Linked DNA regions of Homo sapiens: region 1 is linked to region 2. The links are chromatin contacts, found by Hi-C in ENCODE. All regions are on one chromosome and are shown on one strand. The core of a region is the stretch at or near the end of the contact, and the rest is flanking DNA. Distances in the headings are between cores, read along the strand shown.

Region 1 (7,533 bases), core at 631-3,130, 3.5 Mb after region 2:
GAGAAATGTGCAAGAATGTTCATAATAATCGCTGAAAAATAGAAGCAATCCTAATGTTCATCTGCTGTAGAATGGAGTGGTATAATCATACCATAATCACTTTGCTATAAGCATATGCTGGAACGACAGTCGATGGAGACAAAGGATCTACTTACTTATAACTATTATGAACAACATGGATGAGTCTCAAGTATAATACAGAGTGAAAGAAACAAGTTATAAAAGGAAACTTGCCGTATGATTCCATTTATACAACTTCGTATCAACTCTATTGTTTACGGATGCGTACAAAAGTGATAAAGCTATAAAGGAAAGCAGTGAAATGATTATTACAAAGTCAGGGCAATGACTATATTCATATAGGAGAGTGTGGGTTGTGATTGGGAGGAGTACAGCGGCTGTATTCTGGAAGGCTGGCAGTGGTCTATTGCTTGACCTTGGTCCTGGTTACACAGGTGTCTGCTTTTGTAAAATAATCTAAACGATACAAATATGTTTTATGCACTCTTCTATACCTCAGATTTGAAAAATGCTTCCACCAGAAAAAGTAATAGAAAGAAAAGTATGTGGAGTAGACATTTTGATGAGGTTCAAATAGTTATGGATGAATAGCTTGATTTTCAAGAGACCAAGTGTCCACTGTCATTAAAAGAGGGCGAGAGAGCTGGGAGTATTTAAACAACAGGTTACACCCCGCTCCCCCACCACCACCAATCTAGTCATTACTCTAAGCTTTCTTATCTCAGATATTTCACCCTATATTTGTGTCAATTCCCAACTCAGTCGTAACGGACAAAATGAAGGATTGTCATCATCATTAATAAGATCATTAGGCACCACAGGCCCAGCAAGCCTGGGCCACCACACTTAAATGTGAACAGGTACACCAGGTTGATTGGACAAGATCGTCTGTGCCTTTTACTTGGCAGAATCCATTGCAGTGACTCAGGATTTAACCTAAACACATTTAACTGAAACTCCTGCCCAGAGACCTCCACGTGCTGGAGAAGGCAGAGTAAACTGAGGAATGAATGCCCTCATTGTGCTGTGAGAGCAGACATGAAATTTATCACAGTACAACCGATGGTGGAAGGGCAAAAGTTGGTTTAGGTTGTGCACTGTATAGGGAGAAGCCAGGAGAAGGTTGGGTTTTTTCCAGATTTCAGTGTAAATTGTTTCATCCTCCAGACTTTGAATTTCTAGGCTGAAGAGTGCTAACCTGTTTTGGCCGCATCTCTCACTCATTCTAATGTCTGTATCAGCAAGACAAAATTTGAACTATGCGGCAAATTGTACCGAAGACTTTGCTCAAGATAATTGTGAATATGGAAGTTGTCCCGCGGGGAGGTGGGAAGGGGAAGGACATTTTCAGCAGAACTGCCAGCGCTATGGTGGTTTAATGCTGACACAGAGACAGTTTTTTCTCTCAGGAATTGTCTTTCATCCATCAGTCCAGCCAGCCAGCCAGCCAGCAAATTTTAACACACAGAAAGTACGAAGCAACATATCTAACACTGGGAGGGGCTGGGGTGTGTTTATTTGGGTATATACAATGAGTCATGGATTAAAATTGCTTCCAGCGGATAGATACCTAGGTGTTCCACAGCATTACTGAACAAGCTGTCGTCATTTCCCCATTACCTCAGAAGACCCCCTTAATTACTTACTTATATTAACTGTAGAACGTATTTATGCATACCAGGCTCTACCTCTGGGCTTTCTATTCTGTTCCAGAGACCCAGTACCAGAATATTTAAATCACTGTGGCGTTAAATACGTTTTAATATCTGATAGGGCCAGTTTCTGCGCATTGCACATTTTTTTTTCCCCTTTCAGGAACGTGTTCAGGCCCGCGGCAGGGGGCGGGATCGCGCCTCCTCCTCGGCTCTGGTTCCAGCCGAGCCTCTCGGACGCAGAGATGGAAATCCCGAAGCTGCTCCCGGCTCGCGGGACACTACAGGGCGGCGGCGGCGGCGGTATCCCCGCGGGTGGCGGCCGAGTCCACCGAGGCCCTGACTCGCCGGCTGGCCAGGTCCCCACGCGCCGCCTCCTGCTGCTCCGGGGCCCCCAAGATGGCGGGCCCGGGCGGCGGCGCGAGGAGGCCAGCACGGCATCACGGGGCCCTGGCCCAAGCCTGTTGGCGCCGAGGACCGATCAACCTAGCGGCGGCGGCGGCGGCGGCGGCGACGACTTCTTCCTGGTGCTGCTTGACCCGGTGGGTGGCGACGTGGAGACCGCGGGCTCCGGTCAGGCCGCAGGGCCTGTGTTGAGGGAGGAGGCCGAGGAGGGCCCGGGGCTCCAGGGGGGCGAGAGCGGCGCGAATCCCGCGGGGCCCACTGCGCTAGGCCCCCGCTGCCTGTCCGCGGTTCCCACTCCGGCCCCGATCTCCGCCCCCGGCCCCGCCGCGGCCTTCGCGGGCACAGTCACTATCCACAACCAGGACCTGCTGTTGCGCTTTGAGAACGGCGTCCTCACCCTGGCCACGCCCCCACCACACGCCTGGGAGCCAGGGGCCGCTCCTGCCCAGCAGCCCGGGTGTCTGATCGCCCCGCAAGCTGGGTTCCCGCATGCCGCGCACCCGGGTGACTGCCCAGAGCTGCCGCCAGACCTCCTGCTAGCTGAGCCGGCCGAACCCGCGCCAGCTCCGGCGCCTGAGGAGGAGGCGGAGGGCCCGGCCGCCGCCCTGGGCCCCCGCGGACCGCTGGGCTCCGGCCCAGGCGTGGTGCTGTACTTGTGCCCCGAGGCGCAGTGCGGGCAAACCTTCGCCAAGAAGCACCAGCTGAAGGTGCACCTGCTGACGCACAGCAGCAGCCAGGGCCAGAGGCCCTTCAAATGCCCCCTGGGTGGCTGCGGCTGGACCTTCACCACCTCTTACAAGCTCAAGAGGCACCTGCAGTCGCACGACAAACTGCGGCCCTTTGGCTGCCCGGCAGAGGGCTGTGGCAAGAGCTTCACCACAGTGTACAACCTCAAGGCGCACATGAAGGGCCATGAGCAGGAGAACTCATTCAAATGCGAGGTGTGCGAGGAGAGCTTCCCCACGCAGGCCAAACTCAGCGCCCACCAGCGCAGCCACTTCGAACCGGAGAGGCCTTACCAGTGCGCGTTTTCTGGCTGCAAGAAGACATTTATCACAGTGAGTGCTCTGTTTTCCCATAACCGCGCCCATTTCAGGGAACAGGAACTGTTTTCCTGCTCTTTTCCTGGCTGCAGCAAACAATATGACAAGGCTTGTAGGCTGAAAATTCACCTGCGGAGTCACACCGGCGAGAGACCTTTCCTTTGTGACTTTGATGGCTGTGGCTGGAACTTCACTAGCATGTCCAAACTCTTAAGGCACAAAAGAAAGCACGACGATGACCGGAGGTTCATGTGCCCTGTGGAAGGCTGTGGGAAATCTTTCACGAGGGCGGAACATCTGAAAGGCCACAGCATAACCCACCTGGGCACAAAGCCTTTCGTGTGTCCTGTGGCAGGCTGCTGTGCCAGGTTCTCTGCTCGCAGTAGCCTCTACATTCACTCCAAGAAACACCTGCAGGATGTGGACACTTGGAAAAGCCGTTGCCCGATCTCCTCTTGTAATAAACTCTTCACATCCAAGCACAGCATGAAGACGCACATGGTTAAAAGGCATAAGGTGGGCCAGGATCTCTTAGCTCAGCTAGAAGCAGCAAATTCTCTCACACCCAGCAGTGAACTTACCAGCCAGAGACAGAATGATCTCAGTGATGCAGAGATAGTGTCTCTCTTCTCTGATGTACCTGACAGTACTTCTGCTGCATTGCTGGACACAGCATTGGTGAACTCTGGAATCTTGACTATTGATGTGGCTTCTGTGAGCTCGACTCTGGCAGGGCACCTCCCTGCTAATAATAATAATTCCGTAGGGCAGGCTGTGGACCCTCCGTCCTTGATGGCCACCAGCGACCCTCCTCAAAGTCTGGATACCTCTCTCTTTTTTGGAACGGCGGCCACTGGTTTTCAGCAGAGCTCCTTAAATATGGATGAGGTCTCAAGTGTAAGTGTGGGGCCATTGGGATCTCTGGACTCTTTGGCCATGAAAAACTCCAGTCCAGAGCCTCAGGCTTTGACACCCAGCAGTAAGCTAACAGTGGACACAGATGCTCTGACTCCTTCGAGCACCCTTTGTGAAAACAGTGTCTCAGAACTACTGACACCAACCAAAGCGGAGTGGAACGTACATCCTGACTCTGACTTCTTTGGACAGGAGGGAGAAACCCAGTTTGGATTCCCCAATGCAGCAGGAAACCATGGTTCTCAGAAAGAAACAGATCTTATCACTGTGACTGGCAGCTCATTTTTGGTATGAACCAACTCTATTCATTCCTCATCATGTGGCTTACTTTTATTACAGTCAATTTTGAGGATATTCTGGACTAAATATTTAAGTGCAGTCATTTCTTTTTGGTTTGCAAAAAGAGCACAGCCCTGGACTACAAGTTTGGAGATTTAAATTCTGATCTTGAGTTTGGAACTGACAAGTTGTGTGACCCTGAGCAAGTCAGTTAACCTATCTGAGCCTTAATTTCCTTATTTATAAATTGAGGTGGTTTGAATAGATTGCTTTTAAGGTCTTTCTGCTCTGTGATTCCTTGATAATACATTTCTTTCCTTGAAAAATATGAGGACGTTTTTCAGTGATGTGGCATGCGTTTTTTTTTAACTGCCCCCCCAGCCCTGACATGTTCTTTTTTTGGCAAACATACATAATGTTACATCATACTATGATGAACATCCATGTACTTTTCACTCAATTTCAGCAATTATGAATCCATGAACAATCTTTTTTAACTTAGCCTCACTCACTCCCCATGTTCTAGTATTATTTTGTAACAAATAGCAGACATCTGATCATTTTATCCATAAATATTCTTTATATATCTCTGAAAGCTATGGGATGATATGGAAAAAAATGATAATTCCATTATCGCAAGTGATATTTACAGTAATTCTTTAATATCAGTAAATATCCAGTGAGGGTTCAAACTTCCAATTGCCTCATAAATGCTACTTGTTTTATTATTTTTAATTAGTAGAATCCCGTAAATCTCCTAAGTGTCTTCTTAATCCGTATGTTTCCCTTTCATCTTTCTTTTTTTCCTTGCGATTTTGTTTATGAAATGAGGTTGTTTCACATGTAGCATTTGCCACAATTTAAGTTTTGCTAATTGCATCCCTATGGTAATGTTTGCTTTCCTCTATCCTCTGTTTCTTTAATTTGCTAGTTATGTCTAGAGACTTGATGAGATTGAAACATGGCTTTTGGCATGAATGTTTCATAGGTTATGTTGTGTTCATTTAGTAGGTGGCGCATAATCTGTGGTTTTCTCTCTTTTTGTGGTATTAGCAGCTGCTGCAGATAAATGCATTAATTCATGATGCTTCTGATATGATGAGTCATCTTTGTAGAGTTACTAAGCATTAGCAAAGGAGGAAATGCTATGTAATAGAAATATTATTCAATGCCAAAATATTTTCTTAAATAGTCATAGAACTAACAAGAAAAAATAGATAGCAAAAAAATGTGTTGGCTGTTCTCACTGTTTATCTTCCTAACTTCTTTTGATGATGGAAGGCAGTTTTGTGGAAATTGCCAGCCAGGACTTTGACATGAAACAGACCCAGGGCTAAATTTTGGCTCTGTGGTGTTGGATAAGTGGCCTTGAATAAATTAGTTATTAAGCTTCAGTTTTCTAGCTTTTAACTGATTATAACAATGCACACACATACCTGACACACTGTTAAATTTTCTTCTCTTCCTGTTTCTTATGTTAAGGAAAGATACTCTGTGTTTTGGCATATGTTGGTGAATTTGTACCATTTTTATCCTCTCAGTCCTTCCTTTTATAAGACAATAATTGGAGTAGTTTAATCTTATTCATGTGCAGATAAAAGAGGTTTATGAAGTTTAGGGTGAAGTAGGCAAGGGAATCTGTTTACTCCCTCTTCCCTCTACTGAATAATTTTCCCTCTACTGAATAATTTTCCCTCTAAGAATTGCTGTGGGTAATACCAGGAGTGGGGACATTGCCCACATGCATAAGAGCGTATCTCTCCATTCGATCAGTTTGTCACCATCTTTGCTCTGTTTTGAAAGTCAGGCTTCTCTGTGACTGTGAAGCCTGCTGTTCCCTGAAAATCTGATAATGGAGCAGTGGAGGTTTTTTTCTTTCTGTGCTCTGTAGATCTCATTGTTTGCACTTGTAATTTCCCAGAGTTGAAAGGAAAGATTGAACTGGAATATTGTGTAAACTATCTGTCTTACATTAGTGTAGCATTTTGCAATTTGGGGAACATCTTCACAATTTGTGTCTCGTTGTTCAGAACAACCCTGTGAAGTAGTTTTGGCAATGTCTGTGTTACATTTCATGTAATTTAGCCAACTCCCATTCCAACTAGGCTTTGGCTAAATCTGACAATTTTATATATAGCTTAAAACAAAGAATATACATTCTTTTCACCCCTCCCAGTCTACCCATCCAGCCTTCATGATTCATTCCTGTGTCAAGGTTAGTCGCTGTTTTCCATTTGAATTGGTTTCTTTTATGGTCAGTTTACTTTCTTCCCTCTCCCCTCCCTTTCCTGCACATCCCCATCCTTGCTATGCCTTTCTGTCCTCTTTTATAATGGATATATCTTTTTCCTGCCATTATCCCTCAGACATTCTCCTCATGGCACATTTTCTTCAAATGCTAACATTTACTGAGTGTACATTGAAGTTCTGTGCATACAGGAAGAAGTTATTTTCTGAGCTTAGATAATACTATGTGTATATGTGATTAAAATGAAGATTATTTTCTAAAGCCTTCAAATTAGAAGTGGATTTCTGTTTCATTACTTCCGTTTTAAAAGTTTTTGCCAGAGAGTTTTGCTAAATACTCTCTTATTTGCTCTAGTGTACTAGTCCAGTAGTGTTTGCATGTGGATGTCTGTGGATGACAGTTATTGTAGCACTTTGGCAGTGCACTAAAATTTTGCCACTATGAAATGTTTCTTTATTGTGTGTGCGTGTGTGTTTTGAAATACGCACACAGCCACACCCACATATATATTAAAAGTGGTTGTATTCATTTAGTGAAAAACAAAAAGTAGATGTACTTCTGTAAATCAGATAAATGCTTGGAATTTGATTGTCTACCCAATCAACAGTTTTCCCTCTTTGCTCTGGAAATATTTGTACTCATATAGCATATTTCAAAAATGTTGTCATTCATTAAGGCCTCTTAAATAGACCACTATTTTTTGTGTCTGGCAGATGAGTATGTCAAGGATTGAGATGAACACATAAGTCTTGGAAATTAAATAAATTTATAAACATAAAGATAATTTAATGCTGTGACTTCATTTTTTAAATTCTTTAAACCAACTTTCTCCCAATAAAAAATTATAAACTATGTCTTTTCCTACTTACTCCTGGAATTTTCAAAGGAAAATTTTACGTTCTCAAAGGGAACAGCTTTTATTTGTCCATGGGCTCACAAAGTTTCACTGAACAAATTTGTTCAAATGATT
Region 2 (6,999 bases), core at 102-2,601:
TCGGGAAGCTTCTTTCATCTCTCACTGAACCCTCCCCTAGCTGACCCCTGTTTCACAGGGCTCCCTCTATTATGACGCAAACCACAGCGTCAAAAATGAGGCTGGGGGTATCTCAAGACAAGACCCTCCTCTCACCACCTGAAATAGGGCCAACCAGAGAGAGATAAGGGATCCCTGAAAGTCTCTTCAGGTTACTCAAAGCCTTCACGAACAAGACAGACAAGACTAGGCGCCCAACTCAAATCACAGTTCTGGGGTCGTGTTCGGAGAGTTTAAATAATCCTTTCCATCACTCTCAATATCATTCCTTCCCCGACCAGTCAGGAGTCTCATCACCCCCAAAACTGAAATAAATATAAATCTCTAAACTGACCAGCTCGTTCTGTACTTTAAAGATGACAGGGTTCTGGCTGCATCCCTGAAACTCAAAAGGATCTATTCAAAACCCCTCAAACTGACTAGAATTTCCTCACACTCCCGAAACTAAGCAAGGATTCTTTTGCATCGCTCGGAAACTGGCAGCGTTTCCTTGCAGCCCCCCCTCAAACTGATGAGAGCTCCCTAGTCTCCCCAAATGTTCAGGTACCTCACAGTATATCCTAAAACTGACAGTAATAGCCTCGCAGCCCCCAAAACTTACAGGAATCTTAACGCTTCCCCAACTGACAGGAACCTCCTCACGCCCCAAACCTGACAAGAACGTCTTCAGTCCAGAATCCTACAGGGACCTCCTCATGCTTTGGGCTGCAAGGACTCCACGCCCGCGGAGCTCAGCCCCAGCGACACGCCGGCAGCCGGGCTAGCTCCGGGACTGCGAAGCGCCTCAGCGGAGGCTCGTCCGGTAGTTCCGGCCCCTACGGCGACGCGCGTCGAATTCTGGGATAGTCCCCGTACCGCCGGGAACCTCGCTCGCCTTCCCCTCGAGCCCCCCGCTGGGTCGCGCGGCGCCAGCCGCTCAACGGTGCTTCAGAGCAGCCTCCTCCACAACATTCCCCTCGGCCCGGCCGTTCGGGCCTACTGGAGACCGCGGCTTGGGCCTAGTCTGGCGGCCGCCCGGCGAACGGGCAAGTGGCGTCGTCGCTGGGCCGGCAGGAGATACTCGCGAGCAAACCAACGGGGAAAGAGATGAACCGGCCGCCACGTCCGAGGCACACGGCCCGAAAAGTCGCTGGGAGAAGCCCAGTGGCGGTGGTAGGCAATTCGGAGTAGTCAATAAAGTTTATTCAAAACAATGAGGAAGTTGAGGCGGAGAGGGGAGGAGAAATACGGGATAAACAGCTACCATGTTGAGAGTGGCGGCGCTACCCAGACAACCAAGGCGACCGCCATCTTATGAGGGCTGGACTCGCGAGGTGAGCGCGGCGGAGGCGGGGAACCGCGAGCCGCCGGCTCCCGGGTGACGTCATCGGGGGGGCGGGGCGCCACCTTGAGAAAGGAGGGCGGTTCTCAGCCACCTTTGGACCCGCTCGTCTCTTTAAGGTGCCCAATCGCCGCTGAAGACCTTGAGCCCAGAGGCGGAGAAGCCGCCATCTTAGGCGAGGCAGACGTTTGGCTCCATTTTGAGTGGGGCCCGAAACTTCCTAGCCTTCCCCCTCCTCCGGGCAAACAGGGAGTTCAGCTACCCCGACTCGCACACTCCTCCTCCCCAGCCTTCTCCTCCTATGAGAGGAGGTGAACTCGGTGACTCCAAACTACAAAATTAATAGGTGGCGGCGGGGGCGGGCTTCAGCCGGGGTAGAGGCGGAGTACTCACCGCGGCTCCTGTTCATTGAGCACCTTCGATAGGCTGGGCTCTTTCCCACGGTCTCTGCGTTGTTGGTTCTTCCCCCTGTGAAGGAAGCTCTGTGATTATCACCAAATGAAGGCAGGGGCTTCGAGAAGCCAAGTGACTTGAGTCCCGGAGCAGGGACGTTGAACCTTGTGCCCTGTGCTACCCGCGTTCTGTCCCCAGGCCCTCAGTGTAGTTCCTCTGTAAAGCTGCTGCCAACTCCACAACTCCCTCTGAACTCTTCTTTGACCCTACTGTTTCACTTCAGTTCAAATACAGTTCAAGGATTTGTTTGCACCTGTCCCACAATTTTCTGACTATAGCCTGAGGGGAGGGGAGAGGAGGGGGGATGAGAGGAAAGGCTGAGTTAGTGGAGCTTTGCTGAGTTAGTGGAGCTTCGTACATATGCTTCAAGATGGCCTAGGTTTTCTCAAACATTCTAGAAAATTCTCTAGGAGTTATCTTACTATTTCATTTTCTTAAAGGGTCCCATTGCTTTAAAAAGGAAATGTGTGCGTGCACACAATTTACTAACCAGTGATGGTGGGGTAGGCCCTGGGGATGCAATGGTGAAAACAGGGCCTCTGGAGTGGGAGGGCATCTGCCAGTGCAGGAAACAAAGTTGCGAGTAAACAATTGGAATAGAAGGCACAGTAAGCACACAAATACCACCTGCAAAATGACCTTTGCAAAATGCAACATGAAGCTACAAAAGAGCCTTACAAGCTGCTTGCAGCTGCTGTAAGAAAGACGGCAGGGGGACATGGACGATTAAGTTCACTTAAATAAACAAGCGAGAACATTGTACTCAAAAGGATCAACGTGTACAAATGCATGGAGGCACATAGAAAAATATTTACTAGAAGTTGAATATTGTTGGAACAAGGAAAACAGAAGAGAGATAGGTAGGAGGTCAAACAGTAAAGGGTCACAACATGAAAGATTGCGAAATGCAAAAGAGTTTAGATTGTATGCAGTTAGCAAAAAGAAAACACAGGTTTTTGAGCAGGGGTAGCTTAGTCTCATATTTGTGACTTACCCAGAGGATGGTTTAGGGTTTTTTTTTTTTTTTATGTTTGTTGTTTTAGAGACAAGGTCTCACTCTGTCAACTCAGGCTGGGCGGTCATAGCTCACTGCACCCTAGAACTCCTGGACTCAAGCGGTCCTTCCGCCAGAGCCTCATGAGTAACTGAGACTATAGGCGCACACCACCACACTCGGTTATTTTTTATTTTTTATAGAGCCCAGGCCTCGCTATATTGCTCAGGCTGGTCTCAAACTCCTGGTTTCAGATCCTCTAAAAGCGCTGGGATTACAGGCCTGAGCCACTGCACTGAAAGGTCCAGGTTTAATGGGACCTGAAGCTTATATGGTTTGGGGGAGGAAGGGTGAGACGTCTTTAAGAAAAAAATAGCCGGGCGCGGTGGCTCATGTCTGTAATCCTAGCACTTTGGGAGGCCGAGGCGGGCGGATCACAAGTTCAGGAGTTCGAGACCAGCCTGGCCAACATGGTGAAACGCCATATCTACTAAAAATAAAAATATTAGCCGTGTGTGGTGGCACATGCCTGCAGTCCCACGTACACAGGAGGCTGAGGCAGGAGAATCGCTTGAACACGGGAGGCGGAGGTTGCAGTGATCCGAGACTGTGTCATTGCAGTCCAGCCTGGGTGACAGAGCGAGACTCCATCTCAAAAAAAAAAAAAATGACTTATGAATACAAAATTAGGTTCAAAGGTAGGCAGTAAGAGTATTTCTACAAGCAATTCCTTCACCTGGGTAATAATTACGAAGAGAAGTGATACAAGGCACATGTAAATGTACCATGGGGCCGGGTGCAGATTGCATGTCTGTAATCCCAGCACTTTGGGAGGTCAGGATGGGAGGATCACTTGAGCCCAGGAGTTCAAGACCAGGCTGGGCAACATAGTGAAACCCTGTCTCTACAAAATAAAAATAAAATGAATTTTTAAATAACAAATATCCCATGAAACCCAACCTAAATATATCCCCCAAATCAACTTCCCCTTAGGTGGATCTCAAAAATGTCAGGCAGCTCCAACACCACCTAATGCAAGGGAAAGTATGGCCAGGCCCTCAGTGGAAAGGGACAGCACTTTGAACCAATTGTTGTTTAAATGTATTTTGTGAACTTTATAAAACACATCACCATGTGACCCTATGGAAAGTGACAGGTCCTGCAGTTTAAGATGTCTTAGCTTCACAAGGAGTCAGGAGGAATGAGGCTGTTTCACTAGTGTTGGGGGGAAAAAATTGGTCCAGGATAGTTTGGGAAAGGGTAGAAAAAGATGAGATAATTTGGATATTTTGGAGGTTGACTAGGCAGTGTTTGGAAACTGATAATAGCAGATGAGTGAGTGAAAGGGGTGTGAGTTCACTTCTGGGTTGAGTGTCAGCATAGATGACGGTGCCACTGAATGAACTGGGCTACGCAGAAGAGAAAACAGATTTGGTGGGGAGGAGACTAAATTTAATTTGGACTATGTTGAGTTCAGGTGTGTGTGGAACATTAATTCCCTCACCCAACAGTTCTTTATTAATCTACTATGCATCATGCACTGTGCTAGGTGCTGAGGATGTTGAGGTACCCCAGATAAGGCCCTGGCCTGCATGCAGCTGACAGTCTACTGGCGGAAACAGTCAATGATCAAATAAAATTTCATTAATATGTGAATTTCATTCACATATTTTCTTGAACACCTACTGTTAGGCACTGGGGATTTAGGGGTAAACAAAACAGACAAGTCCCCGCCCTCCTGTGACTCATTTCCAGCAAGGGAGACGGATAAAAAGTGAGGCAAATCAGAGAATTTCCAATTGAGGTGAGTGCTATCAGGAAAGTAAGACCAGTTATGAGATAGAGAATGATTTGAAAGGAAAGCAGTCTATTTTAGATAAGGTAGTCAAGGAAGGGTTCTCAGAGAAGGTGACAGGAGCTGAGACCTGAATAACAAAAAGAGCTAGCTAGGGACAAAGGCAAAAGGAATCAAAAGTGTTGGCCGGGTGTGGTGGCTCACGCCTGTAATCTCAGCACTTTGGGAGGCCGAGGCGGGTGGATCACGAGGTCAAGAGATCCAGACCATCCTGGCCAACATGGTGAAACCCCATCTCTACTAAAAATACAAAAAATTAGCTGGGTGTGGTGGCACGTGCCTGTAGTCCCAGCTACTCAGGAGGCTGAGGCAGGAGAATCGCGTGAACCCGGGAGGCAGAGCTTGCGGTGAGCCGAGATTGTGCCACTGCACTCCAGCCTGGGCGACAGAGCAAGACTCCATCTCAAAAAAAAAAAAAAAAGTGCTAAAGCCCTAAGATGGGGGCAAGAGGACTGGGTGGGCTACAGGTGGGGGTCAGGGTCTCCAAGCCTGAATTAGAGACCCTGTGTGTACCCTTAGGGAATAGACGATCTAATAAATTAACAAAACAAGGAGGCTGGAAAAGGTCAAACCCTAAGTGCTACATAGAGGTTTGAGCAACCTGTGTGGTGTGGGAACAAAGAGGCAGTCACAGTTAATTCAAACACATTCAGTGGGTGTGTGAGGAAAGGCTTCACAAGAGGTAGCATTGGACCTAGGTACAGTGGTTCCTACCCCGACTCCTAAAATTCCTCCCCAGTGTCCTTGAGAGGTGGGGAGTGGACAAAGGATATTAGGAAAGGCAAAGCTGCCAGGGGTCTGAACCAGAGGCAGTCAGATTTGCTGACAAAGCAAGTCTTGCCACTGCTAAGGATGGGAGGCAGCTGGCTGCTGCCCTGGAAATGTGTGGACTGGTCCAGTCTCAGAGGATGCAGCCCATGATGGGACCTGGCTGCCACAGCACCAGGCTGCCCTGGAAGCCTACCTCCCCCATCCCACCTCCATTTAACAGTTGTAAACATTTATTTTTAATAACACAGATTCAGTTCCATCCCATTGTAATGTAAATGCATTCCCATTATAAACATTCAAACAGCCAGGCTGAACTTTCCCCGTGACAGGGCATTTCAATGCCTGCTTACCTCTCTAGAGGGAACCTCAGCAGGATCTTTTCCAATTCATTTCTCTACATATATGTTATAGCTATTGAGGTAAAAAAAAAAAATGATGAGGGCTACAGTGAACTATAAAACACATGAGTGGAAAAGGGGGGATTGGGGGGAAACTTACATGAGGAAAAACAGGTGTCCTCTGAAACAGACTTGAAAGTACAAGGACAGTAAAAACAAAAGACAAAATAATACTAAATAACATTATCTGAGAACTTACTGTGCTAAGCACTGTTACAAACTCGCTACAAGCATTAAGTCACTGAATCCTTAGAACAACCATATGAAGTAGATATCAATACTGTTAGCATTGTATGGATGATGAAGCTGAGTACAGAAACTTTAATTCACTTGCTGGAGGTCACTTAGCTAGTTTGTATCCTAGCAGGGGTTCCTGGTGATACAGGCTCAGAGACCAGGCTCTTAACCACTCCTTTATACCACTAGTGTGGATTTAACAGCAACTGGTGTATAAATGTAATGGGAAGGTAATCAATTAATGGTTCTTTGCATAATTTGAAACACAGAAACAAAATGTGGTTTGCACACACTTGAAATAAAAACTAGCAGGATGGTGCCCCAGGTGCCAAACTAAGCAATGGAGAACACCAACCCACGCCTCCAGGGCCAGCTTCATGGGCGTGCCTGTTCACCGAGCTCTGCTCCTAGAAGGGGCCTTAGGCTTGGTTTAATGTAATGCTGTGGCTGTCTTGAAATTGATAATTTTATCTTTGAGCTTGTCTTTTCTAAGTGTAGTCCACTGTGACAATGGATCATGGACATGAGCAGAAGGGATATGCTAAGTGGCAGCACCCACAGCCTATGGAAACTGCAGGCAATGTGCATGCCACCAAGCAGTTTGACAGGCCGCCTGGTGTGCAGAAACACACCAGAGGGGGACATCAGGGCCCAGAGGGGACGTCAAGCCAGTGACTACAGTGGCAGCAGTAGCAAAAGCAGCAGCACAGGTAGCAGTGGCTATAGATCTGGGAGAGAGGAGGGCCTCTGTGCAGGAACAGTGAGGAGACCTGTTGTGAGAGGCAAGCTTGTCCTGTCACCAGGGCCTGTACAAAGATTAACGCTTTGGCCTGCATACTGGCACAGGAACTGCTGGCACTCAGGCAGTAAACTTTGCAAGGAAATGATTATGAAATAAACGAGTACCCATGGACATTGCAGTAAAGTGTAT

What was found. A loop is a pair of places that touch in the nucleus more often than their neighbours do. Pooled maps may share reads with other maps.
Region 1: a map of gastrocnemius medialis shows a loop between it and region 2 (10-fold over the local background). The contact joins the promoter of ZXDB here to the promoter of PHF8 in region 2. A Hi-C loop is called at or near these places in 2 of 168 maps with a recorded cell type or tissue (gastrocnemius medialis and lower leg skin) and 8 of 50 pooled maps.

Annotation. Positions count from the first base shown.
Region 1 is chrX:57,590,131-57,597,663 of GRCh38, forward strand. It overlaps ZXDB (zinc finger X-linked duplicated B), which reads left to right and starts at 1,881. Exons shown (of 1, transcript NM_007157.4): 1 at 1,881-7,347. The coding sequence starts at 1,919. The coding sequence ends at 4,330. RefSeq lists silencers at 2,219-2,508, 2,569-2,758.
Region 2 is chrX:54,043,122-54,050,120 of GRCh38, forward strand. It overlaps PHF8 (PHD finger protein 8), which reads right to left and starts at 1,352. Exons shown (of 22, transcript NM_015107.3): 1 at 641-1,352. RefSeq lists enhancers at 1,024-1,273, 1,484-1,943 and silencers at 1,294-1,463, 5,275-5,569.